Regions from separate parts of the Homo sapiens genome. Here region 2 is linked to region 1. A link is an interaction called in ENCODE POLR2A ChIA-PET data of the cell type or tissue named here. Cell type or tissue: PC-3. All regions are shown on one strand.

Evidence for each region. ChIA-PET counts read pairs that join two places held together with the same protein. Peaks named below come from ENCODE experiments on the same cell type or tissue, not always from the same donor. Only the 100,000 strongest peaks of a DNase experiment are listed, where the experiment ranks them.
Region 2: POLR2A ChIA-PET joins it to region 1 with 12 read pairs; 3 of 35 experiments call an interaction of 5 or more read pairs at or near these places.

The regions. Positions count from the first base shown.
Region 1 is chr16:87,454,143-87,462,142 of GRCh38, reverse strand. ZCCHC14 (zinc finger CCHC-type containing 14) reads left to right here. Exons shown (of 13, transcript NM_015144.3): 2 at 2,012-2,135. Among named protein-coding and RNA genes, the nearest start is that of ZCCHC14, 35 kb to the left of the region's middle. RefSeq lists an enhancer at 3,771-4,970. In PC-3, a CTCF peak has its summit at 567 (motif pointing left); DNase peaks (open chromatin) are centred at 502, 4,262 and 4,592; H3K4me3 peaks cover 1,333 bases; H3K27ac peaks cover 2,496 bases.
Region 2 is chr16:87,577,499-87,585,498 of GRCh38, reverse strand. LOC124903749 (a long non-coding RNA gene) reads right to left here and starts at 3,515. Exons shown (of 2, transcript XR_007065171.1): 1 at 3,341-3,515; 2 at 502-1,180. In PC-3, no CTCF peak of the experiment used is centred here; a DNase peak (open chromatin) is centred at 3,458; H3K27ac peaks cover 636 bases.

The DNA of each region.
Region 1 (8,000 bases):
TAGGACTTTTTTTTTTTTTTTTACTTTTTTAGAAATTTAAATAGAGACAGGGTCTCGCTGTTACCCAGGCCAGTAACAAACTCATAGTTTCAAGCAGTCCTCCTGCCTCAGCCTCCCAAAGTGCTGGGATTATAGCCATGAGCTGCTGCGCCCGGCCTTATTTTCTCGAGTTACATAAACTTCCCAATTATGTAGCCCTGTGACAAGTTGCTTTTCTTGGAAGGCATCTGTTGAGCCGCGTGGGATCTGTTAGTCCCTCTCCCTGCATGAACAGCCCAGGAGGGCTTCTTGCTGGGGGGCAGGGGCATTGACAGAGCTGGGATCAGAGGATCTCGCTATGGACTTGGGTGTGGCCCCTGTGGCTTGCTGTCTGTGGAATACAGCAGGTGCTGGTCCTGCCGGAGTGGCAGCAGTCTCCACCCTTTCCTCCCAACTCCAGCTTCCGCCTCCACTTTCATCCTGTCTGAGGTCGAGGCCACGCCTACCTGGCCAGCCCTCTGCAGAGCGAGTGCTGGGATCTGTGCTTGTGAGTGAACTTAGGGGATGTTTTGGTCAACTGCCACCTACCGTCCAGGTATGAGATGAAAGAACAAGTGGAGGCTGGAGAGGTCAGGCCATTTTCCAGGCTGCTTGTGCCATGTACTTTCCCATACTGTGAATGCAGCATTGCTTATCAGCTCTTTTGATGAACTTTAAAATCTTACGCCTCTCATATCCTCCGAAATTTTGAAATACATTGAGACTGTAAAGAAGTTACAGCATTGGCCATTTTTATTCTTCTAAATCCTATAAGTTATAAATGTGTTTTGGCTGTGAAATTTTAAAATACTGATGGGGAGGGAATGAAGGTTATTGCTACCCCCCTCCTCTCGCCCCTCTGGGCCCCTTCCGGCTTATTCCACATTCACACCATCACTGAACCCAGGAAGCAGGAGGGGTGGGACGAGCCTGGCTAGCCCGTGGCTTGTTTCTGCGCTTGTTGTGTGTTGGGAGCACTGGTGGTCAGGAGGGCCTCCCCCACCCACAGCTTGGGGGCGGCCGTCACCTGCAGGTACACTGTCTGTGCTTAGCAGGTCTCTGTCGATGGGGACTGAGGGTGTGCCCCGCTTTCCCTGTCACAGACACTCCTGCAGTGGGCACACCCCATCAGGTCATTTTCTCACGTGTGAGTACTTGGTATGGTGAATTCCTAGAAATGGAATTGGGATGTAATTTTAGGATATGCTTTTTCAAACTGTACCCCAAATAGACCGAGTTGTATTCTGTTCTTTGCTGTTGTTTTTAAAGCATTTTATGATTTAAGATTTATAGAAGGAGAATGTTAAGTCCTGCTGTGTAATTCGTTTTATAGGGAGCTATTTGATTTGAAGAAATATGAAAATAAAAGTTTGCCTCAAATAAAAATATATAATTCATGCCACCTTGGCTAACATAGTTCCTTTTTTTTTTCTTGGAGATAGAGCCTTACTCTGTTGCCCAGGCTGGAGTGTAGTGTCACCATCTTGGCTCACTGCAGCCCCTGCCTCCTGGGTTCAAGTGATCCTCCCACGTCAGCCTCCCGAGTAGCTGGGACTATAGGCACTTGCCATCACGCCTGGCTAATTTTTGTATTTTTAATAGAGATGGGGTTTCACCATGTTGGCCAGGCTGGTCTTGAACTCCTGGGCTCAAGAGATCCACCTGCGTCAGCCTCCTAAAGTGCTGGGATAACAGGCGTGAGCCACCGTGCCCGGCCTCTTTGGCTACCATAGTTTCTGTGCACCCGATGAACCCCAGCCACAAGACGTAAGCGCCCGTGTTTGACTCAAGTTATCTGAGCTCTTTTGCACTTTCAGTGGAGAGTAGTAGGTGAAATTTTCATCTTTCTTGGGGAAGGCTTATTATTATAATAATACATGTTTTGTAGAAAAATGGAAACCAAGGTAATTATGAAAGACTTAATTAACAAATAAAATTGTCCCCTATTAACTCCGTGGGAGAAAATAAGATGATTCTGTTTCTGTTCCCTCAGATCACTCCAAGAACTGAGGCCCCTGTCAGCAGTGTCAGTAATAGTTTGGAGAATGCCCTGCACACATCAGCACATTCCACGGAGGAGTCGCTGCCCAAGAGGCCCTTAGGAAAACACAGCAAAGGTGAGTGCACGCACGGGTTTCAGGAGGACGTCTGACGGACGGAGGATGGGCACACCCCAGATCCCCGTGAGGGCATTGTTAAATGCTTTCAGATCTTTCATAAATGCCAATCTTATGTGTATTTTTCTAAATTCTATAAGCAATACATGAATATGCTTTGGCTGTAAAAATCTCAATTATTGATGTTTTTTAAGGAGAAGTCCAGACGTGGTTTCTCACACCTGTAATCCCAGCACTTTGGGAGACTGAGGTGGGCGGATCACCTGAGGTTGGGAGTTTGAGACCAGCCTGACCAACATGAAGAAACCCCATCTCTACTAAAAATACAAAATTAGCTGGGCGTGGTGGCGGGCATCTGTAATCCCAGCTACTCGGGAGGCTGAGGCAGGAGAATCGCTTGAACCCAGGAGGCGGAGGTCGTGGTAAGCCAAGATCACGCCATTGCACTCCAGCCTGGGCAACAAGAGCAAAACTCCGTCTGAAAAAAAAAAAAAAATTAGCCAGGCCTGGTGGTGCACGCTTGTAATCCCAGCTACTTGAGAGGCTGAGGCAGGAGAATTGCTTGAACCCAGGAGGTGGAGGTTGCAGTGAGCCGAGATCGTGCCACTGCCCTCCAGTCTGGGTGACAGAGTGAGATTACATCTCAAAAAAAAAAAAAGGGTGGGAGGAATAAGTTTTACACCCTCCTCCCCACCCCACATGGAAATCATCCTTAACCACTAGAGCGGTGTTGTCCTGAAGCGCTCTCTGTGGTGACGGAGTGTTTTCCACCTGCACTGAGTTGGTTGTCAGCAGCCACACGTGCCTTCCGCGCACTTGAAACATGGCTAATGTGACTGGCTACCTGAGTCTTTATTTTTCTTTAACGTACACGTGGACAGCTCAGCGTGGGTAGTGAGGCGCGGCCTGAGCCCCTGTGGCTCTGCACGCCAGCCTCTGCCGTGTTATGATCAGCTGCAAAGTTGGTAACCATGCCATAGTAGTGGAGGCTTTGGGGAGGGGAGAGTAAGGTGGTTTGTAGGACTAGATGGACCAGATAATGCATACCCGGTAAAATAAATGCTTGTGTGGTTTGCAGAATCGTCAGTAGTGGGGAGACAGAGACCAGGGTGGCGCTTTCCAGTGGGGTCACTGGTCCTGAGCCCCCATGGCATAGAGGTACCGAGGCCGGCTGTGTCCGCATCTGCTGGCCTCTATTCTCCCTGTGTTATTTACAAAGATGTTTGTCTCCTAGCAGGTGCGCCACGTGAGGCCCAGAGCCGCACTCGCTCACCCTGTGCGCTCTCCCCCAACCGCCCCGCACCGTCCCCGTCCCTGGCACGGCGCTTCGTGCCTTCCACAGGCTTCATAACTGCTTTGTTTCTAAAGTCCCGTTCTGACAACGCCATCGAGAGCCACCTGTCTCTGATTTAGATCCTAACTCAGGAAGGACCCATTTCCCCAGCAGCTGCAGCCTCTGTTGATGTAATGAGCACGGTATGGTATGGAGACAGTAACTCCTTACTGCAGCCCTGCGAGGGCTCCTGTCCCCACTTGACCCTCGTAGCAACCCCCTGAGGTCGCAACAGTCTTTGTCTTATCCACTGCTCTTGGGAGGGTCTGTGGCTCTTGGTTGAGCGTCTTCACCGCACCCTCATCCTGGTGATGCCGCGATGCTCCAACCCCAGAGCGGACACTTGGCGTCGGAATTGCAGGGAGTCCCTCCGCTGTAGAAAGGGCTCCTCCTCTTCCTTCCCCCATGCCATCCCAGGAGAAAGGCCTGCCGTGGAGTGCCGCTTCCTTTGTCCCCAGACAGTCCAGCCTAGGAACCTGTGCCCTGCACACCCTGTGAATCTTAAGGGATGGACCCTTCAGTGCTTTTTCTTCAGGATGTAATTATTGACATCCCCATTCTTTTTTTTTTTTTTCTGTATAATTTCAAAGTAGCGAGTATCTGTCATTGTCTCGTCTGCATGCTTTGGTGCCCAGAGAGACAGAGGGTGAGCTGACTCTCATGTGAGCTGTGGCAAAGCCTGCGTAGGCTGGCGGGTCGGCTCTGAGGCCACGAGTGGTCATTCTCAAACCCCACAGTGCTTAAAATACCGCAGCGAGCAGACGCTCTTAATTACCTGCAGCATTCTCCATTCATTAGTCATAGAGGGTCGCGGTTTCTGTTGTCCGGAAATTGGCAAGTGAGTTAACTTGGTTTTCTTAGTCACTTTTCATGTGAATCCTTTTAATATTCTGTTGGGTGCAGGTTATTGCCCTTCAGAAAGTCTAAAGTCACAGTAAGTTGTATAGTTTTATTACTATAAAGTTTTCTCTCTGTCTTTTCTGTATCCTACTTCTGTTTTGGTTTTTCTCTGCTTCTTCAGAAGTCTTACAGTGATACAGTTTAATTTATAGAGTGGTCAGACATTTAAAAAATTTCTTAGTATGTAAAAGGTTAGGGAAGCTTTTATATACTTGAACAACAGTCCAAGCACATGACTAACTTACATGACAGATACTGACTTACATCATCTTCATAACAGCCCTTTGAGGGCTGATTATACCTATTTAATTCTAACTGATCCCATGTGGTGATTTTTACCCCATTTTACAGATGGGAGAACTGAGTCACAGATAAGAAATTTTCCTGAGGTCAGCTGGGATTCAAAGCCAGAGCTAATGCTCTTAACCCTGTGGCTGGCTGAAGAAAATAGCAGAGGAAAAGAAAGGTGGGACTGTACTGAAAGTGGAAAACACACCGTTGTGTGGGCAGTGCCTATGAGTACACATTAACCAGTGAAATCATTCCTTTTTTTCCTGACCTATTTATTGTGAACATTTTCCAGTTCAGGAGTAGAGATTGTAGCCTAGTAAACCCCGTACCCAGTGCCTGGCTGCAGCTCCAGGTCACTGTGTGTGGCTTCTGAGCCCCCTGCCCCTCGTGGGTGTGGCTGAGAACTGCGGTGCACTCTCCAGCGCTCCAGTCCCTGTGTTGATGATTTACTGAAACTTAGGGAAGCTGTTGTAGTGTACAAGCTGAGATGGAAACTGCTTTTACTAATACTCTCAACAAAGTAAGTTCTGTAACTTTGGACTTTGAGGAATTATAATTTTTTAAAGTTTTCTTTTTGTGAGACAGTGAAGGAGGTATACTTTCATTAAACTTGTTTATATACCAGTAGTTTTCAATCTTTTTGGTCTTAGGACCCCTTTGCACTCTTAAAAATTAGAGATTCCAAAGAATCCATGTTTATGTGGGTCACATCTATAGGTATTTACCATATTATCGATTAAAACTGAGTTTTTAAAAATTATTTTAAATGAATGTTTTCCATTGTGTGCCCCTGGGGTTTGTGTTTGCCATGCAGCGTTGTTACAGCTGAAGAGAGCTAAAGACCAAACTCCAAAACAAAATCTATCCCAACCAATTAGAACATGAATTCTAAGAAGACAAGAATTCACCTAAAATCTAAATTTTTTTTTTTTTTTTTTTTTTTTTTTTTTGGAGACAGAGTCTTGCTCTGTCGCCCAGGCTGGAGTGCAGTGGCGCAATCACAGCTCACTGCAACCTCCGCCTCCCGGGTTCACGCCATTCTCTTGCCTCAGCCTCCGGAGTAGCTGCTGGGGCTACAGGTGCCGGCCACCACGCCCGGCTATTTTTTTATATTTTTAGTAGAGACGTGGTTTCACCGTGTTAGCCAGGATAGTCTCGATCTCCTGACCTCGTGATCCGCCCGCCTCGGCTTCCCAAAGTGCTGGGATTACAGGCGTGAGCCACTGCGCCCAGCCCTAAAATCTAAATTCTAAAATGCCCACAGTCTGTGGCCTTTCCTGGGTTGTGCTGGGATTCCAGTGTGTAGCCGAAATCGAGAAGCCTTGATAGTTTCAATTTCCTTATGGGTTCTTTATCTAACATTTTATTATGAGGACTTTGAAACACACGGTAAAGTTGAAAAAGTTTCACAGTGAGTACCCTTCACCTAGATTAGACAGTTCCATTTTACCGCATAGATGCTTTTCAACTTACAGTGGGGGCTGCAAGTTGAAAATACCACAAGTTGCAATGCAGTGAATACACCACACCTGCTACACATCATGGCTTAGCCTAGCCTACCTTAAATGTGCTCAGAACGCTTGCATTAGCCTGCAGGTGGGCAAAATTATCTAACACACAGCCCACTTCATAGTGAAGTTTTGACTCATGTAATCTATTGAGTCTGTACTGAAAGTGGAAAACAGAATGGTTGTATGGGCGCTCGAAGCAGTTCCTTCTGAATGCATGTTGCTTTTGCACTGTTGTAAAGTCGAAAAATCGTCAACTCCAGCCATCTTCAGTCAGGGACCATCTGTACTTACTATTTTTAAGCTGGTTGCCTGTAGCATTCCTCAGCCACGGATTCTGATTTGAACCCCAGGGCACAGAGAATCATTTGAGTGATGGTTTTCTCAATTTCCCTGAAGAAAATGTGATTAGAGACACAGGAGGAGTCAAGTTCTTCATCGTAGAAGAGCTTCTGTAGGACGCTAGGACTTTGCGCCCTCTATGAGCCCCCCATTTAAGAGAAGCAACAGGAATGCACTACACATCTTTACCTTTTCAGGCTCTACTCTGAGTTAATGTTGAGCCACTCCATGTGACACAGAAGCCTCTTGTCACTGTGTTGTTCATTGGGGTGCCGAGGCCAGCTCATGGTATCTCCTGAGAGCCAGTCGTTCACTTTCCAGTATTTTTTTTTGCGGGGGCGGGGGGGGACGGAGTTTCACTCTTGTTGCCCAGGCTGGAACACAATGGCACGATCTCGGTTCACCACAACCTCCACCTCCTGGGGTCAAGTGATTCTCCTGCCTCAGCCTCCCTAGCAGCTGGGATTACAGGCATGTGCCACCACGCCTGCCTAATTTTGTATTTTTAGTAGAGATGGGGTTTCTCCATGTTGGTCAGGCTGGTCTTGAATTCCCGACCTCAGGTGATCTGCCCGCCTCGGCCTCCCACAGTGCTGGGATTACAGATGTGAGCCACGGCGCTCGGCCTCCAGGATTTTTTAAAGCCCGCTGATGTTGCATTGGTGGCTGATGGTGGCATGTCGTCAGCCGTGGCAGAGCATTTATGCTTTGTGGATCGGCAGATGACACAGATCAGGGGCCGCCCCGTCCTCACCAGTTGTCAGCCGTTTACCAGGCATCATCAGTGCAGCTCTGCCCTGTCCTGTATGTGTACTTGTCACATGGGTCCAGCTACGTGTGCTCTGCACCATGTAAAACAGGGCTAGGATTTTTGCATCTATTCTAAGAAAGGAAAAGGAAAAAGATGATAGTCTTTTATATTATCCATACTATTTACTATTCCCACTGCTCTTCATTTTATCCTGAAAATTGGAATTTCCATCTGGTCTCATTTCCCGTCAGCCTGAAGAACTTCCTTTCACATTTCTTTCACTGCAGTTCTGCTGACAGTGGATTTTAGTTTTCATTTATCTGAAAATATCTTTGTTTTGCCTTCATTCTGGCTAATTATGGAATTCTTCATTGAGAGTTTTTGTTTTAACTTTAACAATGTCATTTTGCTATATTCTGGCTCTTGTTTTTCTAAAGAAAAGTCCTCTAGCATTTCTGTCGCTGTATGCCGTGGGCCATTTTTCTCTGGCTGCGTTGAGGATGTTGTCTTTGGTTTGGAATGGTTTGTCTGTGATGTGCCTTGGTGTAATTTTCTTTTATTTCATTTCTTGTTTACTGAACTGCTTGTTTCAGCTTATGTTTTGCACTACAACAGAAACTTTTCAGCCAGTATTGAAGTATTCTTTCTTCCTCATTCTCCTCCTCTTCTCCATCTGAGACTCCAGTTCTCATGTATGAGAAACCTTTGGTCTTGTCCCACAGATCTGAGGTGAAGCTCAG
Region 2 (8,000 bases), 120 kb before region 1:
CCCAGCAGCCTTCGCCACAGGAGGGGTTTGGGACTCCCCGCCAGTGCTGAGGGGCTTGGGAGTCAGACAGACCTGGGTTTCCCATCCCTGCCCACCCCACCCTTCTCCCTGAGCCTCAGGCCTCACTCCCCTCATCTGTGAAGTGGGATCAGTCATCTACCTACCTCCAGATGACAGAGATCCCAGGAGATGAAGCAGCCAGTGCCTAGGGCGTGCCAGATCTCAGGTCACGGTGCAGGCGAGCTCGGGGATTGTCCAGGAAGCTCCCTCTTGCACCCCCTCCTGCTCTCAGGTCATGGTCCAGGCAAGCTCGGGGACTGGCCAGGAGGCTCCCTCTTGCACCCATCCCCTCGCTTTCTGTACAAGGCCTTGCTGCTGCCTTGGGTACCACGCTGAGCAGCGCCTCTGTCCCCTGGGCCCTAGTGATGCTGATCCCTCAGCCTGGAATCCCCCCTGCTCCCTGCTAACTCTATTTAGGCAAAATTCACATAACAAAATGTGTCATTTTAACCATTTTATTTTACTTATTTGGTTTTATTTTTTAATTTTAGAGATGACATCTCACTCTGTTGCCCAGGCTGGAGTGCAGTGTGATCACAGCTCACTGCAGCTCCCGACCTCCTGGGCTCGAGTGATCCTCCTGCCTTGGCCTCCCGAGTAGCTGGGACTACAGGCACGCGCCACCATGCCCTGCCTATTTTAACCTGAACGGTACAGTGGCATTTGGTACGTTCACAGAGTTGTTGCAACCAGCAGCACCGTCCATCTGGCACCAGAGCATTCCCATCACCCCAAAACATCACCCCAAAACACCCCGTCCCCGTTAGCAGCCACTCCCCCTTCCCCTCCTGACCCCTGCCCCAAGCCCCTGGCGATCACTCATGAACTTTATGTGTTTATGGATTTGCCTATTGCAGACATTTCACATAAATGGAATCACAATATGTTATCATATTTTATGATTGGATCACAGTTTCCAGGGCATGTTGCGGTGTGACTCAGAGCTTCTTTCCTTTCCGTGGCTGAATAACACCCCACTGTATACACACTGTGTTTATCTCTTCAACCATAACAGACCCTTGGTAGTGTCCAGCCTCTGGCTGTTGTGGGTAATGCTGCTGTGAACGCGGGTGCGCAGGTATCTGTCTGAGCGCCTGTTTGAATTCTCTTGAGTAGACACCTAGAAGCAGAATTGCTAGGTCATAGGATGATTCTCCATATACTTTTGAGGAACCACCCCCCACACCCAATTCTTACCCATCCCTCAGAGCTCACTGCTGTCTGGCCTTTGTCCACCTCCTTCACATCCCCCCCCCCACACTTTCCCATTCTACTTGGCTTTGTGGAACCTTCTGGATGAAGGGGGTAAGCCTCCTGCAGGCAGGGATGTGTGCCTCGCTCCCCTGAACCCTGGCCTGGCACGTGAACGCCTGCACTGAGTATCTGCTCATGTGTGAATAGAGGACCACGTGTGGCCAACAGGTGTGCAGAGATGTCGCCAGAGAGCCCATGAATCTAGGAGCGAGGGTCACGCCAGAGTCCGGGGCACACGGTAGGCTGGAAGTGCTGGGATTTTTCGCCCCAGGAGCAGCCCTCGTCCAACAACAAACGGGAGTCAAGGTTTGCGGTTTGTCCTGCGACTGCCCCCTGCCCCCACACTGCAGCAGGACAGAGCCCCAGCTGCTTACTGCCACATCTCGGCTGGCTCCTTCCCTTCCCCACTGCGCCCCCACTCTCCCACTGTGCTTCTTGGATCCCCTCCCGACAGACTCTTTCTACTCAGATCCCAGCTCCCAGGGAACTGGCTCCCCAGGGAATCCAATCTAAGACAGCAGGGCCAGCCTCTGACCCAAGAGAGGAACCGCTTTGTCATTAGTAAGAATGAATAATAATTTAGAAGGAGAATGAATAACAAGTAGGAGACCTTCCCAAGGCCACTGCGCCAGGCACGGCGAGATTTCTCCTTCTCTAGGGCTGCACGTGGCCCTGGTCCAGATTTTAGGTGACTCACATGTGCGTGTGTGTGTGTGTGTGTCATAGTGTGTCTCTGTATGCATGTGTGTGTATACATGTGTAATGTACATATGTATAGATATATGTATGCTTGCATGTGTATATACGTATATATATGTGAATTGTCCCTGTGTGCATGGCTGTGTATGTATGTGTATGTGTGTACTGGTACGTGTGTACATGCATGAATGTGTGTGTGTGTATGTATTAGTGTATGTGTGCATGTGTGAGTTTGCACACCTAATAATATCAAGTGCTTATCATGAGCCCAATATTGTTCTAAGAGTTTTATTTTTTTAACCCACTTAATTCTCACAACACTATAATTCGGGTCCTACAGTCATCCCCATTTTACAGATGAGGGAACTGAGACTCTAGAGGCAAAATGGTTTTCCTATGACCACACAGGTGGTGGCCAGTGGGGCTGGGATGCAAAGCCCTCTGGCTGGCTCTGCACCCACCTCCTCCTGAGCCTCCAAGGCAGATCCTGGAGATGTGAGCAGAGCTGTTTCCCCTGAGCCACACGGCAGAGGGACGCTCTGGCCCATCTTTCCCTTGGTTCTAGCTCCTTCCCATGCTAGGAAGGCAAGAAGGCCAGCGTGTATCTAGCGCGTGTGCTCATGGCACAGTCAGGAGGAAGCACTCCAGGAGACAGGCAGCTCCTGCAAGCTCACGGGGCGTGGGTGGTGTGGGAGACCTGGAGGCTCCAGAACGCCTGCCCGCAGCCTGGCCTCGGAGGGGAGGGGGAACCCCATATGTCCTCCAGGCTGCAGAGGCCTTTCCGTTTCAGCTAAGTGCTGGGAGCTTTGCTCCAAAATCACCCGAGGTCTGCGTAAGCTGCACGCCTTCTTCGACGGCCGATGGCTGGCAGGGCCGGCTCTCTGGTCTGAGGCAGCCCTGCCCCGGCTCTCGGGCTCGGCCGCTCTCCAGGGCACCTCCCGCCTGGCCTTGGCTCTTTCAGGGGAGCTGCCTTTGTTCTCCCGAACCTCCAGCTTTAGTGGGAAAGAAAAGGGCCAGGAGGGACCCACAGGCCGGGAGGAGCCTCCCACACGTATATTTAGCTGGAGCTGGGCTGCCGCCCGCCTGGCTCCAGGCCTCATCTGCCTGCTGGAGTTGGATCATGGGACCCAAGAGGAGCCGCCTGCGGTGACGCTGCTGACAGACAGACAGGCTGGCCGAGGCCAGAAATGGTATGTTTTGCAGCTTTTCCTGGACCAGAGGTCCCAGGACAGCGCTGGGTTTTTGTTGTTGGAAAATCAACTTGTTTTTTTCCTCCATTTGATTTTTGAAAATTTTGAAGATTAATGAGAAATATAAATCATCATACCGGAAAGCTGAGATCGCCTCTGCTCCACTATACAGCAAGGAAATGAACAGCTTCGCGCACACACAGCAAGGATGACTCTCACAGCACAAGTCTGTGTGCAAGAGGCCAGACCCTGGGAGGCTCTGTTTATGATGACTCAGAGGCCACAACCTTGGAAACTAGCCTGGGGCATTTGGAGCTGGGCTGGCCACCCTTGGGAGAGGAGGGAGGGCCTGGAAGGAGGTCTAGAATGTTCTATGCCTTAATCGGGTGCTGATTATACATGGGAATTGTGAAAATTCATCAAGCTGGACGTTCGCAATTTGTGCACTTTTCCGTATGTATGGGCAAATAAAATGTTTACTAATATTTTGCTAAAATTTTCCCCCTTTCTATTCTCAAGGAATCGTCACTATTAATATTTTGGGGTGTTTGCTTATACACATTTTTCCATGCATATACACATTTTTTTTCACAGAAAAATAAAATCATCTTCTACCTCCCGTGTGGTCACAGGAGGCAATAAATGCTGAAGCCACGCTGTGGGGGTCCCACGCTGAACTCTCCAGCCAAGCCACTCACCTCCTGAGTTGTTGTTGTGTGGGCGACAGTAGAACCTCTGTAGGTGTGAGCTCTTTAACTTGCTTTTTTCACTGAATCTAATGCAAACATCTTTCCAAACCAAGAACTAACAATTGTGCCTTACATACAAGGGAACCGTAAACACAGGGCAATGTCCAACTGGATCCTCTAAAATGTTTTTTATCCATCTTCAAGATGTAAATGTTTTGATTGTGGATGGAAAAGTCACATGAGTGCTTATAAAATATAATTCATTGATTAAATTAGAAATGCATTTTGAAATCAAAAGTGAGATAAGACAGGGTGTGGGGTAGAGACTAGCCAGTTGTTCATCAAATTGCTTCCTCTTACTCCTGACAGTACAGGTTGTCTCCATTTCCCAGCCTCTGTTGCAGTCAGGACAGTCACATGACAGAGTCTGTCCAATGAGATTGGGACATAATGGTGGGCACCGCTTCCATGCCTGGCCTTGGAAACTCCTCACACCCAGCCTTCCCCATCTTCTGGCTGGATGCCAGGAATCCTCCCCAGACACTGGAGCCTGGGTGATGGTGAATCCACCACAATGAAAGGGCCTGGGCCCTGAGTCACCATGTGGAAGACCACCCACACACACCCAACTAGAACTTGTGTGAAGAAGAAACCCATGGCGCCACCTCTCGTAAATGTCTGGGTTGACGGTGCAACAGTTGACTCACCCTCATGCAATGCATTAATTTAGAAGACATGCTTCTTCCACTTCACATTCGGGTCCCTTTACTCACATCCATCACCTGTGTCATCAACATTGGTGCCGTTATCTTCAAGAACCACTTCTTGAGTCTTCTAATTCTGTTTTCCAAAGCACATCATCTTCTTTTCACTTCTGAGTTCTTTGAGATTTTAATCCACTCGGGGCACTGTTGAGGGCCATTTTATCAAGACACAACTCTCTGCCAGGCACGGGGCTCACACCTGTAATCCCAGCACTTTGGGAGGCCAAGGTGGGCAGATCACTTGCGCTCGGGATTTTGAGACCAGCCTGGCCAACATGGTGAAACCTCGTTTCTATAAAAAATATAAAAATTAGCTGGGCGTGGTGGCATGCACCTGTAGTCCCAGCTACATGGGAGGCTGAGGTGGGAGGATCTCTTGAACCCGGGAGGCAGAGGTTGCAGTGAGCCAAGATCACACCACTGCACTCCAGCCTGGGCGACAGAGCGAGACTTTGTCTCTGGAAAAAAAAAAATATGACAGGTTTTATTCCGCTCCTGCCGCACGCGCCCCCCCCCCAACACCCCTGCTTTTTGACTTGTAGGCTTGAGTTCTGCTCCTCACGACCACTGTTTCTTTTTTTTCTTTTCTTTCTTTTTTTCCTTCCTTTCTTTCTTTTTTTTTTTTTTTCGAAGACAGGGTCTCACTCTGTCACCCAGGCTGGAGGCAGTGGTGCAATCATGGTTCCCTGTAGCCTCGACCTCCTGGGCTCAAGTGATTCTCTTGCCTCAGTCTCCTGAGTAGCTATGACTACCGCCGCCCACCACCATGCCCAGCTAATTTAATTTTTACTTTTTGTAAAGAGAAGGTCTTGCTATGTTGCTCAGGCTGGTCTCAAACACCAGGGATCAAGTGATCTTCCTGCCTAAGCCTCCCAAAGTGCTGGGATTACAGGGGTGAGCCACCGTGCCTGGCCCAGTGTTTCTTTTTAAAGACATGTTTAAAAGGCTTATTCATGTCAACATCTATAGTGGGAGGTCCTCCCCCAGGAAGAGCTGCTGAATCTGTGGGGTGGTTTTTTGTTGTTGTTTTGTTTTGTTTTTGCCTCCTTTGTAATTGCTTCCCTCCGTTTCTCCTCTCAGAATTTCTTAGTAGAGCCTCATTTGAGGTTGTTTCAGAACAAGGTGTCTTCCCCAAACAATACTTGGTTGTGCAAAGTGAAATCATTAAAAGACCAACCTGTAAAGACTCAATTGTTAGATGACTTTCTTTTTAAACTGATATAGTTTGTTTTTATGATTATTTCATTTTTATTTTGGAGATTTGCAAGCCCATAAAAGGGTAGGGTCAGTAGTATAATAAACACCCATGGCTGGGCGCGGTGGCTCACGCCTGTAATTCCAGCACTTTGGGAGGCTGAGGTGGGCAGATCGCCTGAGGTCGGGAGTTCGAGACCAGCCCGGCCAAGAGGGTGAAACCCCGTCTCTACTAAAAATTCAAAAATTAGCCCAGTGTGGTGGTGCGCACCCGTAATCCCAGCAACTCGGGAGGCTGACGCAGGAGAATCACTTGAACCCGGGAGGTGGAGGTTGCAGTGAGCTGAGATGGTGCCATTGTACTCCAGCCTGGGCAACAGAGCAAGACTCCATCTCAAAAAACAAAAACAAAAACAAAAAACAAACAAACAAAAACACCCATGTACCCACCACTGAACTTCCGTAATGATCAATACATGGCCAGTCCTTTTTTTTTTTTTCTGAGACGACGTTTCCCTCTTGTCGCCCAGGCTGGGGTGCGATGGCACCATCTCAGCTCACTGCAAACACCGCCTTCCGGGTTCAAGCCGTTCTCCTCCATGGCCAGTCTTGTGTTCTTGCGTTAGCTCCACCACATCTGCCACACCCGCTGTTGAAAGGGATCTGTTTTGGGAGTGGAGGGAAGCCTTGCCTTATATTTAACGCTATCTCATATACTTACTCAAGATCATTGAAAAAACAAAAACCATTTACTATGGAAAATGACAAACACGCATCTATCTAAGAAGGCAGAGTGTAATGAACCCCGTGTGCTCACCTAGGGTGCCACCTGGGGTGCCCACCTGGGCCTCATTACCAGCTTCCACCTGGGAGCCATCTTCTCTCCTCCATACTCCCATTCTACCTCCCCGAGATGGTTCTGAAGCGAATGCCAAACTAGCTGTCCTCTATCCAGGCAGTGTTCGGGCGGCGTCCAGGCAGTGTCCCCACTGACAGCTGTCTCTGTGTATATGTTATTGAAAGATATCGGGGGGAGGGGGGAGGGAAAGCATTAGGAGATATACCTAATGTAAATGACGAGTTAATGGGTGCAGCACACCAACATGGCACATGTATACATATGTAACAAACCTGCACGTTGTGCACAAGTACCCTAGAACTTAAAGTATAATTAGAAAAAAAAAAGAAAGATATCAACGGGACAGCCCTGGAGATATCCAGGGTTTAGGTCTCAGCTGTGTGGCCTTGGGCAGCGACTTCCCATCTCTGAGCATTCTCCCTACAGGGACTTCCTCACAGGGCTTCTGAGAGCTCTGTGTAAAAACATCTGTGAAATGTGGAACACAAGAAATTCTGATTAGTGTGATTCATGTACTTATTTATTTTATTTTTTTGAGACGGAGTCTCACTCCGTCACCCAGGCTGGAGTGCAGTGGCACCATCTCGGCTCACTGCAACCTCCACCTCCCGGGTTCAAGTGTTTCTCCTGCCTCAGCCTCCTGAGTAGCTGGGATCACAGGCGCGTGCCACCATGCTTGGCTAATTTAAAAAATATTTTTGGTAGAGATGTGGTTTCACCATGTTGGCCAGGCTGGTCTCAAACTCCTGACCTTAAGTGATCCACCTGTCTTGGCCTCCCAAAGTGGTGGGATTACAGGCGTCAGCCACCGCGCCCGGCCTATTTTTGAGACAAGGTCTTACTGTTGCCCAGGCTGGAGTGCAGTGGCATAATCACAGCTCACTGAAACCTCCTGGGCTGGAACCATCCTGCCTCAGCCTCTTGAGTAGCTGGGAGCACATTTTTAAATATATAATTCCAGCTAATTTTTTTAAATTTTTTATTTTTAGAGATGAAGTCTCTCCATGTTGCCCAGACTGGCCTCAAACTCCTGGGTTCAAGTGATCCTCTCACCTTGGCCTGCCAAAGTGCTGGGATTACAGGTGTGGGCCACTGCACCCGGCCTGATCAGTATTTCTTGATAACTGCTTTTTAAAGTATTTTAAAAGCTGAGGAGGGGTGGCTGGTGCCAGGGTGTGGAGGACAGGTTCGTTCAGTTGCAGTCTGTGCCTCACTGAGGGGTGGGAGGGGTAAGCCCCCATTCAGCTGGTAGGCCTCGAGACCCCCCAGTGGATGAGTGGGAGAGGGTACC